3 separate regions of the Mus musculus genome follow, and all the other regions are linked to region 1. The links are chromatin contacts, found by Hi-C or POLR2A ChIA-PET in ENCODE. All regions are on one chromosome and are shown on one strand. The core of a region is the stretch at or near the end of the contact, and the rest is flanking DNA. Distances in the headings are between cores, read along the strand shown.

What was found. A loop is a pair of places that touch in the nucleus more often than their neighbours do. ChIA-PET counts read pairs that join two places held with the same protein, here RNA polymerase II (POLR2A).
Region 2: a map of heart shows a loop between it and region 1 (4-fold over the local background). The contact joins the promoter of Zbtb38 here to the enhancer-like site in region 1. A Hi-C loop is called at or near these places in 6 of 37 maps with a recorded cell type or tissue (CH12.LX, T-helper 17 cell, heart and 2 more). POLR2A ChIA-PET finds 5 or more read pairs at or near these places in 4 of 5 experiments (all embryonic stem cell).
Region 3: a loop to region 1 is called in a map of heart, with 2.3 times the contacts of the local background. The contact joins the promoter of Rasa2 here to the enhancer-like site in region 1. A Hi-C loop is called at or near these places in 4 of 37 maps with a recorded cell type or tissue (heart and left cerebral cortex). POLR2A ChIA-PET finds 5 or more read pairs at or near these places in 1 of 5 experiments (Patski).

What each region holds. Positions count from the first base shown.
Region 1 is chr9:96,667,138-96,671,986 of GRCm38, forward strand. No RefSeq gene overlaps it. Among named protein-coding and RNA genes, the nearest start is that of Rasa2, 38 kb to the left of the region's middle. Within about 2 kb of position 2,879, at least 1 of the 3 ENCODE cell types and tissues checked has a DNase peak (open chromatin) inside an H3K27ac peak, as active enhancers do; it is heart, where a contact is called at or near this core.
Region 2 is chr9:96,717,190-96,722,038 of GRCm38, forward strand. Zbtb38 (zinc finger and BTB domain containing 38) reads right to left here and starts at 2,661. Exons shown (of 3, transcript NM_001359959.1): 1 at 2,597-2,661; 2 at 1,021-1,120.
Region 3 is chr9:96,628,541-96,633,389 of GRCm38, forward strand. Rasa2 (RAS p21 protein activator 2) reads right to left here and starts at 2,963. Exons shown (of 24, transcript NM_053268.2): 1 at 2,824-2,963. The coding sequence starts at 2,953.

The DNA.
Region 1 (4,849 bases), core at 1,629-4,128:
AGAACGATGCGACCACCAGTCCTTCTAACAGCAGTTTATTCAGTCCTTCTAACTTCTTCTTTCTCTTCATCAGTACTGTTCCCCAGCTGAAGAGTTCTGAATCCACGCCGGATCCTTCTCAACAGTCTGTTTTACGGGAACACTTTATTAACCCCTTCTTCCCCGTTATGCAGTTCTGAATCCTCCCTGTAGCAGGGGGTCTTCGCTCTTGCCTGAAGATGTTTCTTTTCCCGGGTTTCGGCACCAACTCTTGCGTGCGCCCAACGTGCCAGGAAGAACGACGCTGCTACAGGATCCTTCTGCACACATTTATTCAGTCCTGTTTCTTCTTTCTCCATATATCTCCCTTGTTTATATCTCCCTTGTTTTTATATCTCCCTTGTTTTTATATCTCCCTTGTTTTTATATCTCCCCTGTTTATATCTCCCTTGTTTTTATATCTCCCTTGTTTTTATATCTCCCTTGTTTTTATATCTCCCCCCTGTTTATATCTCCCTTGTTTATATCTCTCCCTTGTTTATATATCTCCCTTGTTTTTATATCTCCCTTGTTTATATCTCCCTTGTTTTTATAACTCCCTTGTTTATATCTCCCTTGTTTATATCTCCCTTGTTTTTATATCTCCCCCGAACCCTGGGCCTCTCACTCTTTTATACTCTCAGTTCCCATCCACGCACAGCAGGCCACGCCACCTCACCAGTCACGAGGCTTCAGCTAATCAGGGCAGCAGGGGCAAATCTCCACCAAATTGGATTCACCTGTATCCTGGTACACCTGCGCAGCACTCAAGATGTTTGTGTCTTATATGAGGAAGTCAGGTGCAAGTCATATGACTTAGCTGCAGTCCCTGGCGCCTTTAGGACTGCCACCACACCCGCTCCCCACAACCCTGCCCTCATCCATCCCTCTGGCACTACAGGGTTATCACCATTTTTTTTTCCCAGTGCCTGTGAGTTGTACCTGGCTGCCCCATCACCCAGATGGTTGCATGGGAGACAGGTCATAGTCCTTTTGGCTCCTTACTGGCAGCATCTTAGTCTGGGACAATATAAGAGATGAGTTCTGTCCTGTAACAATGTGGTGGTGTCTAGGCGCTCCACCGCCCCCTTCCCTTCCCCTTTTAATAGAAAGTCTAATGATGACCACTCAAGGCCAGCAGAGCTTTCCATCATACACAGCTGCTGCCCATAGCTAGCTCTGACACCCTGAGTGGCTCAGATGCAGATAGCCCACAGGCACCTCCTCTTCTTGGTGTCTGTACCACTCTACATCACGACATGGCATTCATTCCTACTCAGTAGGGGGCTCTGTGTGCAAACTCAAGCCGTTTGGGTGTATGTGTTCAAGTGTGCCTGCGTGGTGTGTATACATAGGCATGCATGTGTTGGGGGAAGGTGGTGCCATTCTTAAGTTCCAGATTAGAAGCACATACAACTACTTTCTGGGCCAGGTTAAACTTGGTGATATACAATCTAAGGCTGCTTTAGTTTGAGTGTTAAATCAGTGTTAAAATAAACAGCCTTAGGTTGAAGGTACCAAAGGTGGGCCTCATGAAGAAAATGTGTCAACAGCGTGCACACAGTTCTGCACTGATTCCCTTCAACTTGCTGCGCAGGGAGCAAGGCAGGCACAAGTGTGAGAAGAGCTGCGTTGGACTCCCTCCTGGTACATCAGTGACCTCTGCTGGTGGGATTTCCCTCTCCCTGTGCACAGAAGTAGCATCCCTCCATGACAGTGGTTCTGCTGCCTTCAGATGCCACCACACTGCAGAGCTGGTGGGCTTCCCTGCTTATACTTTCATTGGGGGACAGGACTGCAGCCGCCAGAAAGTCTAAGTAAGCCTCCACCGGCTTATTCTCAAAGCATGTTCACTTTCAGATACAACTATATTTATTTAAAAATTCTCAAAGAGATTGCAGGAGAGGTGGCTCTTGCAGTGAGCCCGATTTTGGTCCCCAGGGTCACATCAGCCACTTACAATGGCTTCTAACTCCAGCTCCAGAGGGATCCAACACCTCTGACTTCTGCAGGCATCTGCACACAAACGCACATGTCTGCACACAGACATGCAGAATTGAAAATAAAAAAATGAATATTAAAACAAAATTCTCCAAAAGGGAGGCAGCTAGATGGTTCAGCTTGAATACGGGAATTTATTCTCTGAGATCCAAATGGTTTGAAGGAGAGGACCGACTCCTGAAAGTTCTCTGACCTCACGTGTGTGAAATGGCCTGTGTTCCTGAATACACACACATGCATGTGTGAACACACAGGTACACACAAATTAAACAAAATTTAAGTCTCAAAAAGAACATGTCTAAAACCAAATGCTACTAGCTAAACGAGTCTGAATATATGTTGCCCTGGCTGTCCTGGAGCTTGGTATGTAGGCCAGGCTCGACCTTGCCTGTGCTGAGATTAAAGGCATGGAGCACCATGCCATCCCAAACGTCCCTAAAAAAAAAAAAAACAGCCCAGCAAAGTGAAATCGATACTATCAGAGTAAGGTTACTTTTCAGATCCATGGTGGGCAGCTGCTGAGGCATCCTTTATAGATGCACAAATTCACATCTTCTATCGCTGCAGTTCATCTAACTCACAAATCAACGCAAAACGCTGCTGCCGCTCACTCATTAGCCCACATCTAGGTCAGGCGGATCTTTGATTGACTGTCCAGGCACAGCTGTCCTGGGGAACTCCAGCCCAGGAAGCTAAGCAGTCAAATTGAAGCCGTGATGACAGATCTTCCAGCATCCTGCAGGGTTTTGTTTTTAACAGCTTTTCCCCAAACCTCTTGTCTTTGTAGGACCACGGGGTGGCACTCGAGAGCCTTTTCCAGCGTGAGGTTCACCTGTGGGTGGAGCCTGTGCATCTGTCTTCCGCTGCGGGGTTCTGACTCTACAGTGAGAGCTCATTGGACCAGGGGCAAACTCCTGACCATGGAGGAACCAATCCGCGCACGCGGGGCATGGCAGGTCGGAAAATGCCTGGGAAGTGGGGAGACCGCATCTTCCACCCACAGCCTGGAAGAGCAGAGGCGGTTCCTCAGCCCACAGAGATGCACAGAGATGACTGGAGAGTGGGACGCAGCCGAGATGAGATGTCGCAGAGAGAGATTTCTACTTCTAGTTCAACTTTGGCCCAGCCTCCTTTGTAGGGTTTTCCCCTTCCATCATGGCATTTGTTCAGGCAAGGAGAATTCTCGAAGACACGAGCTTTTGTTTATATGACATTCAAAACAAAGAGCAGAATTCTGAATAGCTTGGAGAAACTCAGAATTTGAACTCATGCAAACTTCCAAGAAACCTCATAATGGGATGGGGTTTTGTCTGTCAGGACTTTGTGTTTAAAAGAGAGAGAGACACACAGAAAGCCTTTTCCCCAATTTATTTTTACATTTGCTATAAAAATCTATCAAAAATGTGTAAGCAAAAGCAAAAGATTGAAAACAAATGGTCACCATTAGCAAACTCGTTACACGTTCATCATACAGTTACACGTTAGGCAGGCATTGAAAGACCAAGAGGGGTAGGTTGTTCCTGCATTCTAGTTTAAAGAGACAGTATAGCTGGTCGTGGTGGTCCACGCCTTTAATCCCAGCACTCGGGAGGCAAAGGCAGGTGGATTTCTGAGTTTGAGGCCAGCCTGGTCTACAGAGTGAGTCCCAGGACAGCCAGGGCTACACAGAGAAACCTTGTCTCGAAAAACCAAAAAGGGCAAGAATGTACATGTACACACACACACACACACACACACACACACACAAAGGGGGTGCAGGGTGGGCAGAGGGGTCTCTGACATCTACAGAATGATTGTATCGTGTGAAAACAATGTTCCCACATACATGTATTAGCTCTTTCAATACACAGCGGCTACATATGTGTACACAACTATACTAAGCTGCTTTTTACCTTTATTGAGTTTATACTTAATCTACTTTATAGGAGATACTTCTCTTAACCTTGAGAGCTCCTGGAAATTGGGTCGATCTTCATAGCTGTCTGTCCTGCCGTGCTTCTGCGAGCTGATTGGACAACCAGGGAGAGGCAGGATGGGAAGTTCACGGTTGCTTGTTCCGTATACAGAGTGACATGTGGAAGGGTGTAGTTTGTGGATTGGTAAATTGATATCTGAAGTTGAGGAATTGCCCAGTAAATAAACAGGGTGTCTCATCTCTGTTCTAAGTACATTTTCAACACCTAGACGAGTGGAGTCATTGGCTTGGGCCCGCAGGCTCCGCATCTAGTGATTAGTGAAAGTAATACCTTTTCCCCCAGATTCTTTTAAATAAAGATGAAAGCATCTGGCGCACCGCCTGGCCGGGTCTTGGCTGATGTTGAATGTTTGGTGCTGTTTTAATCAGCTTTTTCTTCAATGTGTCCTAAAAGGAGGTTGTACCACTTACGTTAGAAGAGACCGAGTATCAGCTATGAGCCAGCGCTGTGTTGTGTTTGAATTCAGTTTCAGAGGAGATTGTTAGACGTAGCTCGCTGAATTTCGTTGCTGTTGACAGGCTGGTCTCCAACTCGTTGTCATTATTGTAGGTCTGTTTTTGTGTATGTGAGTGAGATTATAATATAATGACATCACTTCTTCCTTCTCTTCCTCCCTCCAAACCCTCCAATAGATCCTTCCATGGTCTCTTCTAAACTCATGGCCTCTTTTTTTTTTTCATTGATCATTGTTATGTGCCATCCATATATATATATATATATATATATATATATATATATATATATATATGCCGTGACTGTATACTGTTGCTTGTATGTATGTTTTCAGGGCTGAGCACTTGGCATTGGTTGACCATTGGTATGTTCTTCACTGGGGAAGACCACACCCCTTCCCC
Region 2 (4,849 bases), core at 1,411-3,910, 50 kb after region 1:
CTGCCTCTTTCCACTTCAGGTAGAGTTTAGACTGCAGGCTTCTGGAGGACAGGCATTTAACTGCAAACTTTGTGGCTCCAGCAGAGCATTGTGCAAGGCTGCGCCCAGTACAGCAAGGGCTGGCTGTAAAGCCTCCCACGCCATGCTACTCCCAAGGCCTGCTACGGTCTGCACATTTCAATCCCATACATTTCTTCTGCCTCCACTCTCAGGAGTACCGTTGAGGAGTAAATTGTTTTTTTTTTTTTAAATATATTTATTTATTTTACTTATAGGAGTATACTCTAGCTGTCTTCAGACACACAAGAAGAGGCCATCGGATTCCATTACAGATGTGGTTGCTGGGAATTGAACTCAGGACCTCTGGAACAGTCAGTGCTCTTAACCGCTGAGCCATCTCTCCAGCCCCCAGAGGAGTAAATTATTAACACACTGCCTGACACATAAAGACACACAATCGTTTGACAAATGGTAGCTGTTTCTGTCACTGCCTAGGACTTCGGAACCACATATAAGTTAGAGCTTAGTGTGCTGGCCTGTCAGGACATCTGCGTGAGAAACACAAATGTCTCTTCATGCTTGCATACTCTACCGCTAGCAGGGGGCTCACTCTACAGCAAGTGGAGAAGCTGGCAGCATGTCTGCCCTGGCCTCAACCCGCCACGGGTAACAACAACAACTCAGTTAAACACTCCGGCCTTCCATCTTGTTTTCGGATCCTTACGACTTGAGGAAGCCACAGATCTATCAAGACACACACACAAAAGTTCTCATCACATCTACCAGTAGAGCTAACATGAGCTGAGCCTGTTGCCTTGAAGTTTCGTTTGCTAGTTCTCCCTCTGCACAGAGGCCTGGCACACCGTGTGTTCTTAATAACAGACTGCTTGAGAGTCGTGGAAATTTCGTAGTACACAAACCTGGCAGGTCGAACTCATGATTCAGTAACCTTGAGGATTCTTTTAGAAACTGCCATTTCTTATTTCATGCTGACTAAGGAAAGACATAGACCTCAGTTACCTCAGAACACGCCAGCCTTGACGGAGTTAGCTTCTGTGCTTTGGCAGAAATCACTCGGAAATCCTTGGTTCTGAGCCCGCCATGTCTTCCATATCAAGATCTAAGAGAAGATGAAAGTGCAGGGATTCAGGACTAGTGTCTAGGATTCAGGACTAGTGTCTAGGACTCAGGACTAGTGTCTAGGATTCAGGACTAGTGTCTAGGATTCAGGACTAGTGTCTAGGATTCAGGACGAGTGTCTAGGATTCAGGATTTCAGCCACAAAAGTCATTGCCGTTAGTATATGTGAGGTGCCTTTAGGACATCGGGAACTCCACCAAGTGCTCTCAGCGGATGGGTAAATCTCCGTAACACCCCTCAGCTGTAGGGAACAGTTCCCCATTTTACAGCTGCAAACAGTGCCGTGAACCTGTTTCTGGAGGTCACCCTGGGTGAGTGTCGGGATTCAAACCCAGGTTAACATCAGCACAAACCCAGTCTGATTTGGGTGCAAAATCCCCACCACAGAACGCTAAATTGGAGTCTTAAAGGCTTTTTTGACAGTGACCCATTTTATTACAAATGATGTTATATAAGCCAAAGGCTTCATTAAACTATGCTTATCTGTACTGTGTGCAACGGTTACTTTTTCTAGTCTTTTCGCACTATATATTCTAATCTTTTCAAAATTTTCAGCAATGACCCATCAAAGGAATTCTAATGCGTGTTTGGTCCTGGAAAAACACTGGTAGAAGGCCTATCATCCTAGCAGTCAGTCAACCGCTGCAAGTGGCAAGTTCGAAACCAGCTTGGGCTAACCTATTAACCATTCTAGGCTCCTTAACCAGACCCTGTCACAAAACACAAACTCTGCTCTTTGATCTTAGCTACTGTAAGACGCTATAAGTTTCTCTGAAACCACAACAAAACGAGTCTTTCCAGCCACGCGAACCAGAGCAAGCACTTGAGCTTCCCAATTAGGTGAATGCCCTTTAACCTTTCAAATATGCATACGCAACATAAACGGTTATCATTTAGAACCGATCATTACAAGGGTTTTCCAATCAGGCCCAATATCCAGAATGGGAACCAGGCACTTACCCACCGCAAAGCAGGAGTTATAAAGTGGAAGCGCAGACAGATTAAAATCTCAGGTTATTTATCAGCTAACCTGCAAAGAGGTGTCTAAAGGCTGACTGTTGAATTGTCCCAACGGACAGACGGCTGCAGCAAGCAGGAGCAGGAGGCCAAGGCTGCAACCCCTGGAGGCAGGGCCCTGCCTTTGAACATCCGGTTCAATTCCAGGGGCTTGGTGTCGCACTAGGATCTCATCGCGAACGGGTAGGGTCAGGAAGCAGCCCGGGTTTGCGCTTCACCGGAGGGGAGGCGCGACAGTCCCGAGCCCCAGGTGCGCGTCACTCCCCGCTGCCCCCCTGCAGCCGAGCCTGGTGGGGCGGGACGCGGGCACCTGCGGACGCTGGCTGCTCCGTAGGCTCCGCTCCGCTCCGCGTCCGCTGCAGCCCGGCGCGAGCGCTGCCCACCGGCTCCCGCCTCCCCACCTCCACGCCCCGGAGTCGCGCGGACCCCGCGCACTTACGGGGCTCCGCTCCGCCGCCCGCGCGCTTCCCGCGGGGTCCATGGCGCTTCCGGACCTGCGAGTCCGGCCGCAGCGCCGCCCAGAAAATGGACGCCGGCGGCTGGGCCCGGACGCCCCGGTCTGCCCCTGGTGCAGTGCAGGCCGGACGGTCGCTCGACCTCGGGCGCCGACGCGCAGGGCTTCCGGGACGCTGCAGGCCGCGAGGCTCCCGCACCCCCCGGCGCCACTGCGGCAGAGCCAGGCTCGCACAGATGCTGCGCAGCCACCGAGCAGGCCCCGGGCACCCTATGCAGTTTTAACCCGCACCAAATTCTGAGAACAGGGTGTCACCTGTGCTTTCTCATGGCTGTCAGGGGACGCCTGGATTATTTCCCACCATGGTATAAGAACTGTTTCATGCAATGAAAAAAATAAAAGCCACCGACTGCCCGCTGACATCCTTCCCACACAGATTCGCAGTGTGGCACCTACTGCCCCACGCACACCTAAGTGCAGGTGTTTGTTTTGAACCATCCAGCATTGAGTCTTTAGTATTTTTTGTTTGTTTTTAGTTTTTGATTTTGTGTGTGTGTGTGTGTGTGTGTGTGTGTGTGTGTGTCCTTTGGAAAACGACTCGCTCCCTGGCAAAACCTTAAGGTTTTGAAAAAGGGTATTTTCCTGGAATACAGTACTTGCCATTTATGCACCCCAGTTCCTTGACCAAACATTAAGAATATGATCATTTTGGTGAGCTGAGTAGATTTTTAATACTATATGCAAAGTAAAGCCCCATAAACGATGCAGGAAGAATGGTGTCACTTAAAAAAATGCAGAGTTGTGAAGGCTGACAGGTTGGGCAACGTGCATACACATGTAACGAGCAGTTCCCGACCTTCTCGATGCCAAACACCCTTTTATTCTCTCGCTCCATAGGCCAGTGTTCACAGATTAACTCCACTAAACTGCATGTATTAAGTAATGATTCATCTTCCCCTTAAAAAAAAAGGGAGCTTGAATGTTTTTGTCTACATAACTGCCAATGAGAACTTCCACAAGACCTGATCTAACTTGTTGGCAATGGTAGATACCAGCCTTAAAAAACAAAACTGAAGAAACTCGTGGTCTAATTGCCTGTTTGTGTTTCCATTGAGGCTTTTAGAAACTCTGAAGATGATTTTAAAATTCGGGAAAACTGGTGCACAAAGACTGGGAAGTCTGTAAGCTGTATGGCTGTGGCTGATTCCCTGGGACCGGTGGGAGGTAGCGGGCAAGGTTGGTTGGCCTTCTGGATTCAGCAGGCCTGTGTTGACAGCCTAGGTTTGTTGCTATGTACGGCCACTTCTCTGACCTTCAGCTTTGGTACCTAACATGCAATATGTTTTAGTATTAATGTCTACCTCCTAGGTGATTTTTTTAAATTGAATTAAATAATACACGTGGATCATTTACAATAGCACCTAGCATTGTAAGTGCTCTCTAACTTCAGACACGTCTGAGCATTGAAGGTTAACTATTCTGAGTTAGGGCTTCTGTTGTTTATAGTGGTTTTACATTGGTGATCTGCTAGGGTCACTTGGGACCTATGACCTAAGTCTGACTCCAGGGTGTTCGGGGAAGTGTCTTGATCAGATCCTGTCAACGGTGTGTGAGTAGTGAAACTTGGCTCTGGCTTTAAGAGTCAGTGTGTGGATGGCTCCTTACCTCTAGCGGGCCATCACAAACACTTGCAATTTTTTCTCATGGGAGCCAAATATTTCTCCAGAAGCAAGCATATTTCCTCACATTGTTTTAAGAACTGAACTATCACAGCAATGGCTTGAAGCTTATGTAATAAGCCAGTCGTTCAAAAATTTCCATCCTTCCTCATAACCAGACTCTCAATCATCCTTCTGAGTGTGGGGGAACTATTTGGAAATTTCCGGAAACATCCCATCTTATCATAAGTACGCTCTTTTCTGTAAAGTTTCCTTTACAATGTTCTGAAATTACTACATGTGATGTTTTCTTTGTAATAATTCCCATTTTAATGCATTTTAAGAGGAAAAAGGAGAATCTAAGACTTTGTCTCCTTACCCTTCTATCTGCTCATCTTTACGCCATAGCTCCTAGGCCTTGCCCAGGAAGCTGTCTTTGTTTTCTGTCTCATTTTGTTTAATTCCCACAAAGTTTCTATTACACTGCATGCGCTTTCTGATTAAGGTTATGGGGCAGTTTAACACTGTTCCCTTTTCCCGTTTTTTTATAGGTCTCCAATGTAGCAACTACACAAGACTA
Region 3 (4,849 bases), core at 1,713-4,212, 39 kb before region 1:
TGATGGTCTCTGTGTGTGTGTGTGTGTGTGTGTGTTTGTGTGGTGTGTGTACTTGTTAATGTACTGACTGTGTGCACTAGCTGTGTGTGCATGTGCATGCCCATGGGTGTGGGTGCCTGAGACCAACATCTGGTGTTTTGATCTCTCTCTCTCTCTCTCTCACCTTTATCATCTGAGACAAGGTTTCTCTATGAACCAGAAGCTCTACCCAAGCAAGCTACCCAGTCCCTGAGGTTCAAGGCTCTGCCTGTCCAAACACTCCACTAGTGCTGGGTTAGAGGAAAGCGCGGTGACCCCTCCTCCCCCACCCATGCCTTTCTACTTGGGCTCTGGTGATCCTGCTTGCTAAGCAGGCACTTTACCAACTGAGCCATCTCCCCACCCGCTGGTTTTCTGATCTGTCAACTTGATACTATTTATACCTTGTGAAATCTATGGGACACAAATAAGTTAGAAATGAAACACTGAAGAAAGTGTGGACCATTATCTAACCTCTAGAACTTCCACAATATAAACATCGGGCCACCCTCGCTCTTCTTAAGGATGATTCGGACTACACTACCCAGGAGTGCTTCCTCTCAGGTGGATCAGATGAGAGGCTCCCAAAGAGCAGTTCTGAGCTTAACAGCTCATCTCCAGGCTAACAGGGAGCTACCAGGTTCTCCCCAAGGTTTCTCAGTGTGGTAGAAAGGACTGGTGACTTCAACACTCGCAAACTGCTTAGATTCTTCATTGTCAAACTGCCATCATCCCATTTCTGTGACTTCAGCACCTGCTAATGTTTCCGCCACTTCTCATCACCTTACAAAGCCCACGTGTCAGTTTCAGGAAACACAGAAGGGCATTTCCTTACAAGGATCCGGAGGGCAACCAACCTTGATCATACCAGCTAAAAGAAGGGCAAGAAATGGGAGGGGTGTTCTTGATTTCAGTATGTATCCTTGTGAAACAGTCACAACATGACCTGAGCTATAAGATGAGCAATAAAAAATAAATAAACTGTCTAGGGTAGAAACAAGTGGTTTAGTTTAACTAGGGTTAAAATAAAAATATTCCCAGGAAATTAATGGTCAATTTCTGGGAGTGAGATTGCCTAAGCCACAGAAACCAAGTTTTGTGTGCTTGTGTGTGTGTGTGTGTGTGTGTGTTTTAATCTGCAGACCCGAATTTCACTTGGAGTGATATTTTTACCACACTGTTCACAGAACCTTTGCTATGCATCAGGTCAAAGCAGAAGGTAACTTACTCCTAAAAACAGCCCAACCCTAAATCTCAACTCCAACAGAGCACACTGTCTTCCCACAACACAATCTGCTTTTATAGATTCGCAAGGCTTCAACAGTGTCTAGCATCAAGTCACAGAAAAATATAAAGTAGTAAAAATTTGAAAAACCTAATTAGTAGGGGAAGAAAATTCTAGTGTATTTGGCTTTTCCCAAACATTACATACATGCAAATATTAACTGTAAGAAAGCTAATTTGTGAAAAGTTTACACCCTAAGAAAGTAACTTAAAATACTGGGAACTTAAGACGCACAAAACACCCACTGCTCTGGTGTAATTTCCCAAGTTTTAATACTTAAAAGTGTCTGAATTGGGAGTCCCAGGATGACGTCAGGGAATTGAAAAGTAACATTTAACATGCTTGCTCCTGGGGTTTTAATAAAATTCCAAATCCTTGAAAGGGGAGTAACATCAAAAACTCAAGTGGGAGAATCCAAAAGAAGCATCGAGATTTAAGAATTAAAGTTTATACTCTGCCAAAGAAAGAGCAGTATCAGCCATTCTAACACAATTGAATTTTCAACATATAAAATATCTCTTATAGCCAGGCATTATTTAGGAGACCGATTTCATTCTGGGGATAAAATAATCTGAATTAAAAAAGGTTTTCAACTAAAGTAACAATAAACTCTACTGATTCGCCAGTCATACAGTGAAAAGGGACCATCTCAATAAGCTGGGGGAAGTCGATCTAATATCAAAGGGTCGTTTTAAAGAGGAAGGATAGCAATGACAAACGAACTGGCCCGTCTCTGAGTAAGAGTCTACACTCATCGGTGCGGCTCTCACAAATGCACGGGAGAGAATCAAGTGGGTTGAGCGCGGACTGGATGACTGAGTTTTGAGACCTGCTCACAGGAAGCCACTACATCCTGCCCCAAGTCACCGTCAGTCACGCCGGCTCTCGATTCAAGTCCCCGCCGCGGCAAGGTGGGGCGGGCACAGGTGTCCCGCCCGAGCTCCCCGGGCGCCCCGCTCGCCCGCGCAGCCTCGCCCACCGGAGCCCCCGCCACCGGCTCCCGCAGTCCCCAGCGCCCGCCTCAACCTCGCACTGGCAGAGGAGCCCCAGGGAGCTCACACCCCCTCCTCAGCCCGCCGCCCGGCCCGGCCCGGCCCGGCCCCGCCCCGCCGCAGCCGGCCTCCCTCCCTCCTCCAGCCGCGCCTCCCTTGTAATTACCACGGGGCTCCCACCTCGGGCCGCTCCCGTCGTCCGCGGCCGCCCGCAGGCCTGCGTCGGAGGGAGGCCGGAAACTCCGCGCGCCCCCGGCCGCGCCCCGGGCTCCCGCGTCCAGGCCGCGCTCCAGGCAGCGCCCCTCGCGCCGCGCCGGTCCGGTCCGCGCGTGCAGGTCCTCACCCCGCTCGCTCCGAGGGGGAGCCCCGACCCGCGCCGGGCAGTCGGTCGACGCGGCGCCTCCCCCCAACACACCCCCATCCAGTCTCACCAGTCCCGGGCGGCCGCCGGTGCCGCCACCCCCGCGCGTGCCCGCCGCCCACCCTCCGCGCCGCCCCGGGGGTCCCCTCAGCCCCGGCCCCGCTTACAGATCCTGCCGCGCAGGCTCTGCAGCACTCGGACCTCACGACTGTCCTCGTCTCCCGTCTCCGGGTCTGCGCTGCCCGAGACGGCCGGCGCCTCGGGAGAAGCCGCCGCAGCAGGCGCTGCCGCCGCCATGGTGCCGCCCGGCCCCTACCCCAGCCCTACCGCCTGCGTAGCCGGGCAAGGCGGAGCCGGAGCGAGGCCTAGGCCGGATCGAGCCTCGCTGTAGCCCCGCCTCGGCCTCGGGCTGACTCGCCCCGCCCCTCGCGCCGTGCCCGCCCTGCATCCGCCTCGCCTTGCCTCCCTGGGCAAGTCGCGAGAGGCGCTCTGAAACCCCCACAAGGAGGAAAACCCTGGCCCTGCTGTGATCCCCAGAACCCTGAGAATTGGACGTCCCCCACGAACGGACCTCTAGGTCCCCAGATGCTCAAGGAAAAGAAAAGTCCCCAGTCAGAATGACTCCAGGTTCCAGGAAAAAGTTTGGCATTTTGGCAAACGTCAAGAGATGTATTAGAGACTCTTCCAGCGGTGTCTAGATGCTCCCGCAGTGCGGCACGTGGGGGACAAACCACATACTCAACCTTTGCTCTGGGAACATTGCTCTGCAAAAAGTTGGGTCAAGAAAAGGACCACAGACTCCGTCCAGTCCTGTCTGAGACCCAGAGAAATTTTGAGTTTATCACCAGTTTTGCATTTCAGAATCGGAACGGTGACCTCTTTCCCACTCCCAGAAGCAGGCTTTTTAGAAAGTAGATTGGCCCTGGGAAGTTTGTAAATCTTCAACTAGTTGTTGCCACTATCTTAAGGGAACTATTTACAGTGAGTAAACTGTGTGGATAACACCCTGGTATGTGAGGAGAGGGATGATTTCCTGGTCCTGAGGTTTAACTGCGCTGCCCTAAGAAGGAAGAAACTGATTTAATAGAGCAGGGTTGTTCTTTGCCAGGTGCTAGAGTCAGCCAGTCAAGGAATGTTTTCAGACATATAGGAATGGCCCTAGGGCAAAAAGACGGGGCAGAAGGCGCCAAGACCATGAGCACCTCAACCTGGAAGGGCACACAGAGAGAAGAAGCAAGTTGTGGAAACAGAGTCAAGGAGAGCCTGCCTGGGAAGAGTGAACAGACGACAAGCAAGCCCAGAAGCCACTTGTGCCAAGGCCAGTCAGGCAGACGGAGTGACCTAAGCTTGCTGGATGTCTTAGGCTACCGAGCAATACTTCCAGTCCAGCTGGTGATGCATGAGGGTGCCCCTTGTCCTGTACCATACAGCCTTGGAGAAAGTGAGCTTACCTCTCCTTCCAGGCATTTTGTTGTTTCAAACAGAAACTCCAAATGGTATTTCCCTTTCTTTCCAAATCAGAGCTCACACACCACAGGCCAGAGACTGGCTTTTTCTATTTTAAAACGTTTAATGCTTTATTGGTATGTCTTACTTATACACAGTCATGGTGTGATACCGTTTTCATACACATGTTTAATGTATGCATAGTATTCAATACCCTCTTCATCGCCGTCCACATCCCCTGCACCCCCTTCCTCTCCTCCCAGCTGGCTTTCTTCCCCTCCAATCCCCTGGAAGGTCAGTGGATGGCTGTTGGGAGGTGGTTCTCCTTTCACCGTGGGTTTCCTAGGGATTAACCCGGCCATCTGGTTTGGTATTAAGAACCTTTAATCACTGAGTCATCACACCAGCAAGACTTTTTTTTTTTTTTTTTAGTTCAATGAGTTTATGAGAGTTGTTTCCAGAAGCATAGACGAGAGATTAATTACAGGAGCACAGGAAACTTAACAGTGGCTGTACTACTGAAGAAAATGTCTCTTCCGGCAACCGTCAACTGTCAAAAATCCTTGTAAATCCTCCTGCACCCTACCACAGGATGTTGGCTCCCAGTATTGCACGGATCTTGTATAGTACAGACAACCACAGCTGCTGTCAGGTAGAATGGCTGAAGAGATGGCTGAAGGGTTTAGAGCACTTAGAGAAGAGTTCCCAGCACCCAAGTGGCAACTCACAATGCTCTGTAACTCTAGT